Regions from separate parts of the Homo sapiens genome. Here region 2 is linked to region 1. Evidence: chromatin contacts called from ENCODE Hi-C or POLR2A ChIA-PET data. All regions are on one chromosome and are shown on one strand. The core of a region is the stretch at or near the end of the contact, and the rest is flanking DNA. Distances in the headings are between cores, read along the strand shown. Region 1 holds the start of TMEM164 (transmembrane protein 164). Region 2 holds the start of AMOT (angiomotin).

Region 1 (5,362 bases), core at 2,836-5,335:
CTCATGGAGGTTGGACTTTTTTTTTTTTTTTTTTTTTTGCTTAATGGGTATAGGAATTCTATTTGGGGTGATGAAAACTTTCAGAAATAGAGTAGTGATGGTTGCACATTGTGAATGTGATTAAAGTCATTAAATTGTACAATTAAAAATCGTTAAAACAACTAGGCGCAGTGGTTCACGCTTGTAATCCCAGCACTTTGGGAGGACGAGGTGGGTGGATCACTTCAGGCCAGGAGTTGGAGATCAGCCTGGCCAACATGGTGAAACACTGTTTCTACTGAAAATTCAAAAACTAGCTGGACATGGTGCATGCCTGTAATCCCAGCTACTTGGGAGGCTGAGACAGGAGAATTGCTTGTACCCAGGAGGCAGAGGTTGCAGTGAGCCAAGATGGCACCACTGCACTTCAGCCTGAGCAATAGAGCGAGACTCCATTTCAAAAAAAAGAAAAGAAAAAAATAGTTAAAACAACAAATTTTATATTTTACCACAATAAAAAATCATTAGAAACCTTGACAGAAACCATCACAAAATTTCCCATGTTCAAAAAACCTCAAGGACATTCTTCATTATACCCCCTCTCTTTGGAGTTTATGCACAATTGATCAGCATTCACATTAAAATAGAGATCATAAGACTGACAAAACAGACTCTTCGTGACAATAAAATACCAAATTCTAACCTGACCCTGGTATAGCACCACATGACAGAAAGCAGGCCCTGAAGGAAATCAAAGTATTTTACCCCAAAATACATTTCTTTGACATATGTTGAAATGGCCTTGCAAAGCTATCTCTTGTGGAGAAAATCTACATTCTATAGAGAATCTCCTTCCCTTTCCAGGTCCTTTCATGATCCAGGAGAGATTTAACTAAGAGTCGGACACGTTTTAAGGTCCAATAAGAGATTTTACATCTATTCTCTCTGAAGGTTGCTACCTGTAGGCTTCATCTACATAGCAAGAATCTTGGCTTCCACAATACCCGTTATCTTAAGCATTTCTTTCTGCTGACTTCAACTCTTTACTTTAAATAAAGCTTAACTTTTTCGACCAGTTGCTAGTCAGAAGTCTTTGAATCCACCTATGACTGTGAGCTTCCCCCAACCACCTGAGATGTCCCGCCTTTCCAGGCTGAGACCAATGTATACCTTACATGTATTGATTTATATCTTTGCCTGTAACTCCTGTCTCTCTAAAATGTATAAAACCAAGCTGTAATCCGACCACCTCGGGCACAGGATCTCAGGACCTTCTGAGGCTGTGTCACATGTCATGGTCCTCACATTTGGTGCAGAATAAATCTCAAATATTTTACAGAGTTTGGCTTTTTTCTTCAACATGCCTGTGAAAAAGGAATTTATGGCTCAATTTAGAAAACTGGCCTGGCTACAGTCATTATTAACCATAGTCATTGTTGCAAACTCGGGACAGTCTAGGCCAAATTCTCAACAGAAGCTCAGCATGGAAATTGGAGGGATTACTGAAGCCATTGGCTAAGTGCTATATCCTAATTCTTGCTTCCTTGAAGATAGCAACTTGAGGTTTTGGGATGCTGTATTCCATTGCTAGGTGCTCCCCAGCTTTGTCCTTAATGTTCCTTGGTTATGTTGCTGAGGATTTAACAAAACACTTAAGGAGAATGAACTAGTGAGCCTCTGAATCAAGCCTTGTTTGTTGTTGTTTATTAATTGGCACTTGTATTACTGGAAAGTGGTCTGGATGCAGACCCCAAGAGAGGGTTCTTGGACCTCTAGCAAGAATTCGGGGCAAGAAAGAATTTGGAGTAAAGTCAAAGCAAGTCTATTAAGAAAGTAAAGGAATAAAGAATGGCTACTCCATAGGCAGAGTAGCAGCTTGGGCTGCTCAACTGATAATTCTTATGGTTATTTCTTGATTATATGCTAAACAAGGGGTGGATTATTCATGAGTTTTCTGGGAAAGGGGTGGGCAATTCTCAGAACTGAGGGTTCCTCCCCCTTTCAGACCATATAGGGTAACTTCTGGACGCTGGTGGGAGTGACTTTTAGCATGCTAATGCGTTATAATTTGCATATAATGAGCAGTGGGGACGACCAGAGGTAACTGTCATCACCTTTTTGGTTTTAGTGGGGTTTGGCCGGCTTCTTTACTGCATCCTGTTTTATCAGCAAGGTCTTTGTGACCTATAATCTTGTGCCGACCTCCTATCTCATCCCGTGACTTGGAATGCCTAACTTTTTGGGAATGCAGCTCAGTAGGTCTCAGCGTCATTTTATCCAGGCCCTGTTCAAGATGGAGTCGCTCTGGTTCTAACGCCTCTGACACTTGGAGAACATCAGGCCTATGGTAGATGTTGTACAAAACTTGGAGTCAGACAAGGCTACCTGGCTGTACTTGTTCGGAAAACCAGACTTGGAAAAAACGGGAGGGCGATGGCCTGATAATACAGTAGATTGCATTTTATGTTTTGAGCCTGGCTTGCAGCCAACATCCAAAAGTGTTTCCTAGGCAAGGTGCCTAACTGTGTTTTTCTGGATATTCTTCTAACTCATCGTGAGTCTTCAATAAATATTAAATAAACATGAGGAAGGTCCTGAGAAGGTCCTTTTACTGACCCTTGTCTCAAGAAAAGCAAATAGCCGATCGGTAAAAAGCAGCAGGTAGGAAGAGGGGATTTTATTTCCGTCAGTTGCCCTTATCCAGGTTTTGGGCTTAGTGCTGCTCCTCCACACTCATATAGTCCTGGCTGGCTTTTCCACGCATAGGTTAGGAAGCAACTGCTCTGGGGAGGGGGAAGGGGGGAAGAGGGGGAGGGAAAGAGGTCACGGGAAGCCTCCCTTCCTCCCACTGGCCTACCATTGAAGGCCTGTCAGGAGAAAGGAGAGAAGTGGGAGAGGGAGAGGGTGTGGCAGGGGTGGTCTGTGTGGCAAGAGGTAGAGAGAAAATAGTGGATCAGAGCAGGAGGGGGAGGAGCAGGGAAATGAAGCTCCTGTCCTAGGCACTGAAGTGTGGAGTGGGGCTGTGGCTAGAAAGGGGAGAGAAGATGCCTTTCTGGCCTTGCATGAGTCGTGGCAGAAAGGAGGAATCGCGAAGAGGAGCCGGCCATACCCAGCACACACCCCGAAGCCAAGCTGCTCATTACTAGAAAGGCTTATTCCCCCACAAGAAGTTAGTGCGGGCCAGCTAAGTGCCTACTATGTGTGCAGTATAGAAAGAAGTGCCCTGGAGAACCAGGTCGCGGGAGGCGGAGCCAGTCAACAGGGCTTCACCGAGGGGGCGAATTCTGTACACGGTTGTGAAGGAGGGTGGCTGTGCACGCGTGCAGGCTCCGAGTGCAGAAGACGAGGCAGGCCAGGGAGGAGGCGGAAGGAGGCGGAGCCTGAGCCGGAGGAGGGAGGAGGAGGGAGGAGGAGGAGGGAGAGCCGAAGCCGCGGAGGGTGGGAGGTGTGAATGGTGGACGGGTGAGGGGAGTGCCAGAGGCAGAAAAGGGAAGGAGGCGAGGAGGAGTAGTCGTGGCCCGAGGGCGTGTGGTGGGGCGAGAGCTGAACTGGACGGGAGGAGGGAGGCAGTGGCGGTGGCAGCGGGGAGGGGGAGGAGAGAGGGAGGGGAAGAAGGAGGAAGCGAGCGCGGCTGCTGCAGGGGGAGGAAGACGGGGAGGAGGAGCCGTGCGCCGCGGCGGCGGCCGCCAGGGGAACCGAGCGCCCGGCGCGGAGAGCGCGGGAGCGGAGCAGTAGCCCGATCCGGGGCCGCGGGCCGAGCTGCCGGTGAGTGAAGCCCCGAGGGGCGCGGCGGCCGGTCCCCGGGGCTGGGCGGGAGGCGCGGGAGGTTGCGGCGCCGGGGAGGAGGGAGGGGGGCCGGCTTTAGTCCAGGGGCCGGCTTTAGTCCAGCCCCCGGCTGGCCCGGCCTCCCGCCTTCCCTCTGGCTTCCTCCCTCCGCTGCCTGCGCGAGGGGGGCAGGTCCCGGGCGGGCCGCGGGCTGGGGGTGGTGCTGCCCGGAGGGCGGGCGTCTAGGGCCGGAGGGTGGAGCTGGGGGTTCGGGGGTGTACCCGGGGGCGGGAGGCTGGACAAGGACGGCTCTAAATTGGCTGGAGGGGCCCGTCGGCGGCGAAGTTGCTAGCTGGGGGCAGAGACGGCCACGCGGTTGCAGGAGTAAGAGATCCCTCTGTGGCGAGTGCGTGAGACGAGGAGTCCGGCGTCCCTGCCATCCCCGTCGCCCTCCCCGCCTGCTCGGCCCCGCTAGCTCCTCTCCTTGCCTCCGCGTGTCCCCTAGCTCTGACCCCTTTTGGCTCCCGGTTCGCTGCCGCAGCACTGCCGGGTCTCCTTGGCCCCCGCCCTGACCCTTTCGGCCTCCGGCTTCCCCTGACCCCTGCTTGCTTCGCCACTGCCCCGTTCCCGTTTTCTTCCCTCGCTAGTTACCCCTCCCGCTTCCTAATTCCCGGTGCAATTGCCTCTTTGAGACCTCTTTTTTTTTTTTTTCCTCTCCTTCCTTTTAGATTGGCCAACGGCTCCTTTCAACCCTGCCTCGTTGGTGGCCACTGGAGAAGCGCGGGGGGCTCCCCCAGACAGCCGTGGGGACAAGTTAGAGCCAGCACTTTACCCCGGGCCTTGCGTGTAGCTTCCCCTCCCCTACTCTCGGTGCCCTGGTGTCTGGAGGGGGGTTGTGGGGGTGTGCCCGCCTTACATGGTCCACCACCCGGGCAACCCTCTGGGCTTGTGTTCCATCTCACTCTTGCTTCCTGTACTGTGGTCAAGGGGAACCACTGCATCATGTCCCGGTATAGCTACCAGAGTCTCCTGGACTGGCTCTATGGGGGCGTGGACCCCAGTTTTGCAGGCAATGGGGGCCCCGACTGTGCTGCCTTCCTCTCTTGGCAGCAGCGGCTGCTGGAAAGTGTGGTGGTCCTGACCCTGGCTCTGTTGGAGATCCTGGTGGCCCTGCGGCACATCCTGAGGCAGACGAAGGAGGACGGTAGGGGTAGCCCTGGCAGCCAGCCAGAGCAGGTGACCCAGCGGCCAGAGGAAGGCAAGGAGAGCCTGAGCAAGAATCTGCTCTTAGTAGCCCTGTGCCTGACCTTCGGGGTGGAGGTGGGCTTTAAGTTCGCCACCAAGACCGTCATCTACCTGCTCAACCCCTGTCACCTGGTCACCATGATGCATGTGAGTCTGTTGACTTTTTCCTGGGCATCCTAAGTGATAAGAGTCATTTATGTGCTCAGGACACTCCATAGTGTACAGCACCTCATCCCGGCGGGCAGGGGGACCTTTAAAAATGATTTTCCAACGAGTGGCTGCCTTTGTGCCGATTTCAGGTTTGGCTTTCTTTCACCTTTGCACAGTGCGTCAGCCCCACAGTGGAGGTGAGGAACCTTGTGCCTGAACCCTA
Region 2 (5,051 bases), core at 1,013-3,512, 2.8 Mb after region 1:
TCTACAAATGTCCTTGTTGGGAATTAGTCTAATAAATCAAACTTCATAAACCAGAAATGAAATTTTAATTTCCAAATCCAAAACTGCATTGACTATGAATTATTAAAATTCCCTTTCTAAAATCTTTTAAATAGGTAAACAGATCCACAAATTTCATGTAAAAGTGACTCCACATACAATTGTGGTCAGAGGTTTACTTCACATCTAGACTGTGAAGGTAGAAAAAGCACTTACAATTTTACAAAGCCACGAACTTTTCCAAGGAAAGAAGTAATTTAAAATGAAGTATGATGTAGTGCCAGAAAGTGTCTGTCAATGACGCCGGATAAACCCATACAGAATAGTTGGAACCTTAGTTATCATCTGTAAATAGAGGCAACTACTCTACAACCACCTGGCTGTTAAAATGTCCCAGGCCAGTTATAAAATGTAGTTTGGTCAGGCCAGCTTTTCCCTCCCAGCTGATCTGAAACAGGATAGCCTTTAAAATTGTCGCCCTTCTCTACCTTCCTACTTTCCTTTCACTCATTAAAATCAACCAAAGTTATTTTAAAATGTATGTTAATAATGTGTTCCCAAATAAGCAATGGGTTAAGGACATCTCAGTAATAAGTCTTTGAACACCATCACTTACAGGCTTGACGCACTTGTCCAATTGAAGATAGGTGGGAGATGGATGAAAATGTATACCACATCCAAAATGGCATTTCAAACTATTCTTAGCTACTAAATGAGGGTGCTGAAAGGTCTAACTGAGAAGGCTTCACAAAGGCTGGCCTGAGAAAGAACTTTTCACAAAGCCTAGCTCAAGGAGACTTAAATATCCTTAGCCCTTCATCATTGAAGATTATGGTGACTAATTATCTTCTTCTCTGAATGGGAGAAGAGGGTTATATTCATAAAAGTTTTAAACTGCCTCCCAACGTCCACTCTTCATGGCGGGGAGGGAGGAGAACTTCATGCACTAAACATCCCAGGTTGTTGAAAAGTTCGTTCTAAAACATACACTAGAGATTGAAAATGCTGTTTCTCACCAACTTTCTCTTTCCTTGCTCATTTAATTCTACTTAGTCCCTTTATGCAAATTATTATATTATTATTAGTGGCAATCTACCAGGAACTGCTCACAGTCTATTAAAGACTGTTATTTTCCCTCCCCCTTTTCTTTCTCTTCATTTTCACAAACCCATGAAGCCCATCTTACTGTTGAAGCACCAATGTGCAGTGGCCCAGGCTTGGACCCTCAAGACACCCTCAAGATCCCCCAAAACTATTTACTAACATCTTTGGATCTTCTAAAGCAGATAGGGGCAACTCCCTCCTCACCACCACTATCACTACCACCACAAGCACTACCACCACCACCACACATCTCAAAGAGTAGCCTTGTTTTAGATTACACAGACTTTAAAACTTCAAGAATTCACGGTCCTACCCCTCCTGCTCCCGCCTCAGGGAGTGTGAGTCCCCACCCCAAGCCTAAGCACTTAGCAGAAACCTATCTAGTTATCTGAGATAAGCACTGACATGCATGCTGGGCTAAATGTAGATTTCAGCTTCCCTCGGGTCTTTAGCTCCTCAATGTGATTAATTACCTAGAGACCCACAAGAACCCCAGGAGGTAAAGAAGTAAAAGTACCATCTAGTAGTGGTACCCACTAGCATCTCCTCACCGAAGTAGGACGGGAAAGCAGCGCACACTCTAACCGATTTAACTTGCTGCACATCCAAAAAAACTCATGGCGAGCTGCAAAGAAAGTAGAACACACGGGCATTCCCACACGCGCCTAGATCGATTCACTCACGCCGAGGGCACGACCAAGTTCATGCCACCATGGATTCCTGCCCCAGTTCCCCGCGAAAAGTAACCACGCGTCTCCTACCCCTGAAGGCAAAGAAGACAAGGTGACGACTCTCTGCTCGCTCAAGTGGCTTCGGTCCCGGGCCAGCGGCCAGGGATGGGCAGGGGGGAAGCCCCAACTCCCGGCTGCTCCCCTCCTCGCTGCTCCGTCCGGGCTCTCCTTGGTGGCAGCGGACAGGCAGGATACCGGGCCAGAGGGTGGAGCAGCGGATAGCCGGAGGCGAGACTGACTGGAGGTGGTGGTAGTTGAGGGGGAGGCGGAGAGAACTAAGAGAAGAGGAGGCGAAAGAGAGCGGAGATGGAGGAGTAATTCAGGGGGTCTACCAGTTTAGGCAGCCAGAAAGCTCCTCGGAAGGAAGGGGCGTGACTGCCAAGGCAGCTCCTGGGCAAAGGATGGGAGGTAGGGGAGGGGGACGAACGGGTGGCTTTTCTTCTTGCGGTGAGCGGCTAGGACCGCCCCGGAGCAGGGCGGCGGGAGGGGTGGACGAGGGAGGAAGGCGGAGTAGAGGGCGGGGAAAGAAGGGCGGGAGCCTGCCTGGACCCTGGAAGTGAGGAGTGAGGGGAGCGCGGAAGAGAGGCGGGGCCGGGGGGCGTGGAAGTTTCAAACAATTGAACCGCGGGGTCCGGGAGCTCGGGCGAAAGCAAGGGACCCTCGCTCTCGCCTTCCCACTAGAGGGGCACGACTCGGTTGCCGTAGCCGTGAGAGTCTGCGCGGGGACTGGCTGGGAAGAAGGAAAGGGTTTTGCAAAAGACTACAATAATAATCTGCGGCAACAGCGCGGCATAGACGCGTGGGAGAGCCAGTGCAGCTCCCCGCCCCACTGCGGGAGGAAGAAAAACAAATAATAGAAATGCTGAAAAGCAGCTTCCACCAAAGCCTGCTTAAAATAATGCAGGAAGGAGAAGCGCTCCTTCGTTTTCCTTCCCCTCTTGCTTCCTATTACCAGCAGGCCCCCACCCAGGTCACAGCTCTGCGAGACACCCTCCTTTCTTCCTCCGCTCCCCCGCCCCGGGCGCTTGCCCCCCTCCCGTTGGCGGGCCGCAGAAGCTGAGGGGCGAGGGAGGAGGGGTCGCGGGCGGCGCTCCGCGGAGGCTCCGCCCCTGGGCGGGCTGGGAGCGCCGGCCTGGGCGGAGCGCGTCCCTGAAGCGTAAGTCCCGCCCACCATTCTTTTGCAGCTACCGGTTGGCCCAGCCTGGCCTAGTATACGCTTGCGATTGGGCCCTGGAGTCGCCAGTCTGATCCCTTTGTCCCACCCGCCCTCAAAATTAATAAAACTAAACAAGAGGCTATTGTGTAGTTCTATGTTCTACCCCAGCTACTGCTGGCAAGAGAAAGATGAGACGCTTTATTTCTCAGTCTCATAAAAGAGTGCAACAGTGTGTCGGCCGACTCTGGTACGCCTTTATGTTTATGGCACTGTCCAGCTTTCTGCGAATAGGTAACTTTTCTTCCCCCTTAGTTTATTAAATCAGGAGGGGGGAAAGTACATGAAGTGTCATTGTGGTGTTCTGCTGACTGTGAAAAAAGCTGACATTGGTTAAAAACGAGAGGGTTGAGAACAGCATCCTGGGACACGGAAAATCTACCATTTTACATCTAGAAAAACGAAGGCACAAAGAAACAGTGTCAGGGTAGCAAAATAACATGGAATTTGGAACCAAAGGAAGAATTCATTTGGGGCCCTGGCACTTACTAGCTAATTGTATGACTTCTGTTAAGTGGCTTAACTTCTCAGCCTTAATTTTTCTACCTGTAAGTAAATGCTGTAAGACATGCCCTATTAACTTAAAGGCACTGGTATGAAAATAAAATGTGTGTGAAAACTATAAAGCACTCCACACATGTATGTGTTCCTACTTGTGTGTGAAACATAATGGAGAGTCTTAGATGTGTTAGAGGATCAATATTTTGCTCATCTGTTTTAAGCATTTACATCCAAGGTCGTGTAGGTTTTGTGGCTTTATTTTAAAAAGTCAACTCTTTTCCTACAATTTTGGGGGTGGATATGAAGTTGACTCCCTGCAGTTAGAATAATAAATTACCCCTTTTCTAAGCAGGGTGGGTGAGATTTCTTTTTTAAAGTTCTACAATTTCATGACAACTTAAAGCTATTGTGGTTCTGGTACTGAAAGAGGAAATCATGCTGTGTATCTCCGAAGTGAACTTAAGAAAACAAATATGAAGGAACATTTACCATGGAAACCACCATTCTCTACAGATCCATATTTCCTAGAAAACATTTCAAGTAGGAAGCAAGCCTAAATGTAAACGCCTTGACAGCGCAAGGCCATTATAATGGCTCATGCCAATGAAAGAGTGACATCCAATTCAAGCCTGCCTAATGGGAGCCATCTGGGGGGCCATGGATCAAGGCATGCAAGAGGAAGTGTGCTTAAAGGAAACACTATCACACAGTAAACAGGGGCTCAGAATCCAACTCTGCAGGAAAAGTAGTGGACTATTGCATGTCATGGAGTGTGCAGCATGCTCTGCTAGGAGCTGTGGAAAGATTCAGAAGCAGGAGTGTGCACAAAATGATTCTCGTTATGATTCTGTTTATGTATGAAGTGAGGTTATTTGGGTGATTTTTCATGGAGAAAGTGAGTTTTTGAATGTTCAAAATATGGAGACACCTGGTTTGTGAAGCAAGGAAAGGTTATTTCAGCCTTGTTATTTGGAGTGGACAGGAGAGCTAGATGTGGGGGGGCGGGTATATGCTGCAGGACTACTACCAATCACAGAGGCAAAAGGATATTTGTTAAAATCAATGCTGTCCAAGTGAAAAAAGTTAAACATGCACATGGAAGAATTCAGATAAAACGGTACTGGGCTGGGCACGGTGGCTCACACCTGTAATCCCAGCACTTTGGGAGGCTGAGGCGGGTGGATCACTTGAGATCAGGTGTTCAAGACCAGCCTGATCAATATGGTGAAACCCCTTCTCTACTAAAAATACAAAAATTAGCTGCACGTGGTGGCATGCGCCTGTAGTAGCAGGTACTCGGGAGGCTGAGACAGGATAATTACTTGAACCTGGGAGGCGGAGGTTGCAGTGAGCTGAGATCAGCCACTGAGCTCCAGCTACTCGGGAGGCTGAGACAGGATAATTACTTGAACCTGGGAGGCGGAGGTTGCAGTGAGCTGAGATCGGCCACTGCGCTCCAGCCTGGGTGACAGAGCGAGACTCCG

Evidence for each region. A loop is a pair of places that touch in the nucleus more often than their neighbours do. ChIA-PET counts read pairs that join two places held with the same protein, here RNA polymerase II (POLR2A). Pooled maps may share reads with other maps.
Region 2: a map of CD8-positive, alpha-beta T cell shows a loop between it and region 1 (5-fold over the local background). The contact joins the promoter of AMOT here to the promoter of TMEM164 in region 1. A Hi-C loop is called at or near these places in 3 of 168 maps with a recorded cell type or tissue (CD4-positive, alpha-beta memory T cell, CD8-positive, alpha-beta T cell and naive thymus-derived CD4-positive, alpha-beta T cell) and 9 of 50 pooled maps. POLR2A ChIA-PET finds 5 or more read pairs at or near these places in 2 of 52 experiments (CD4-positive, alpha-beta T cell and naive thymus-derived CD8-positive, alpha-beta T cell).

The regions. Positions count from the first base shown.
Region 1 is chrX:109,999,029-110,004,390 of GRCh38, forward strand. TMEM164 (transmembrane protein 164) reads left to right here and starts at 4,086. Exons shown (of 7, transcript NM_032227.4): 1 at 4,086-4,150; 2 at 4,473-5,136. The coding sequence starts at 4,747. RefSeq lists a silencer at 3,331-4,190 and an enhancer at 4,293-4,948.
Region 2 is chrX:112,838,569-112,843,619 of GRCh38, forward strand. AMOT (angiomotin) reads right to left here and starts at 2,263. Exons shown (of 14, transcript NM_001113490.2): 1 at 1,884-2,263. LOC107985651 (a long non-coding RNA gene) reads left to right here and starts at 3,158. Exons shown (of 3, transcript XR_001755993.2): 1 at 3,158-3,300. RefSeq lists a silencer at 2,769-3,108.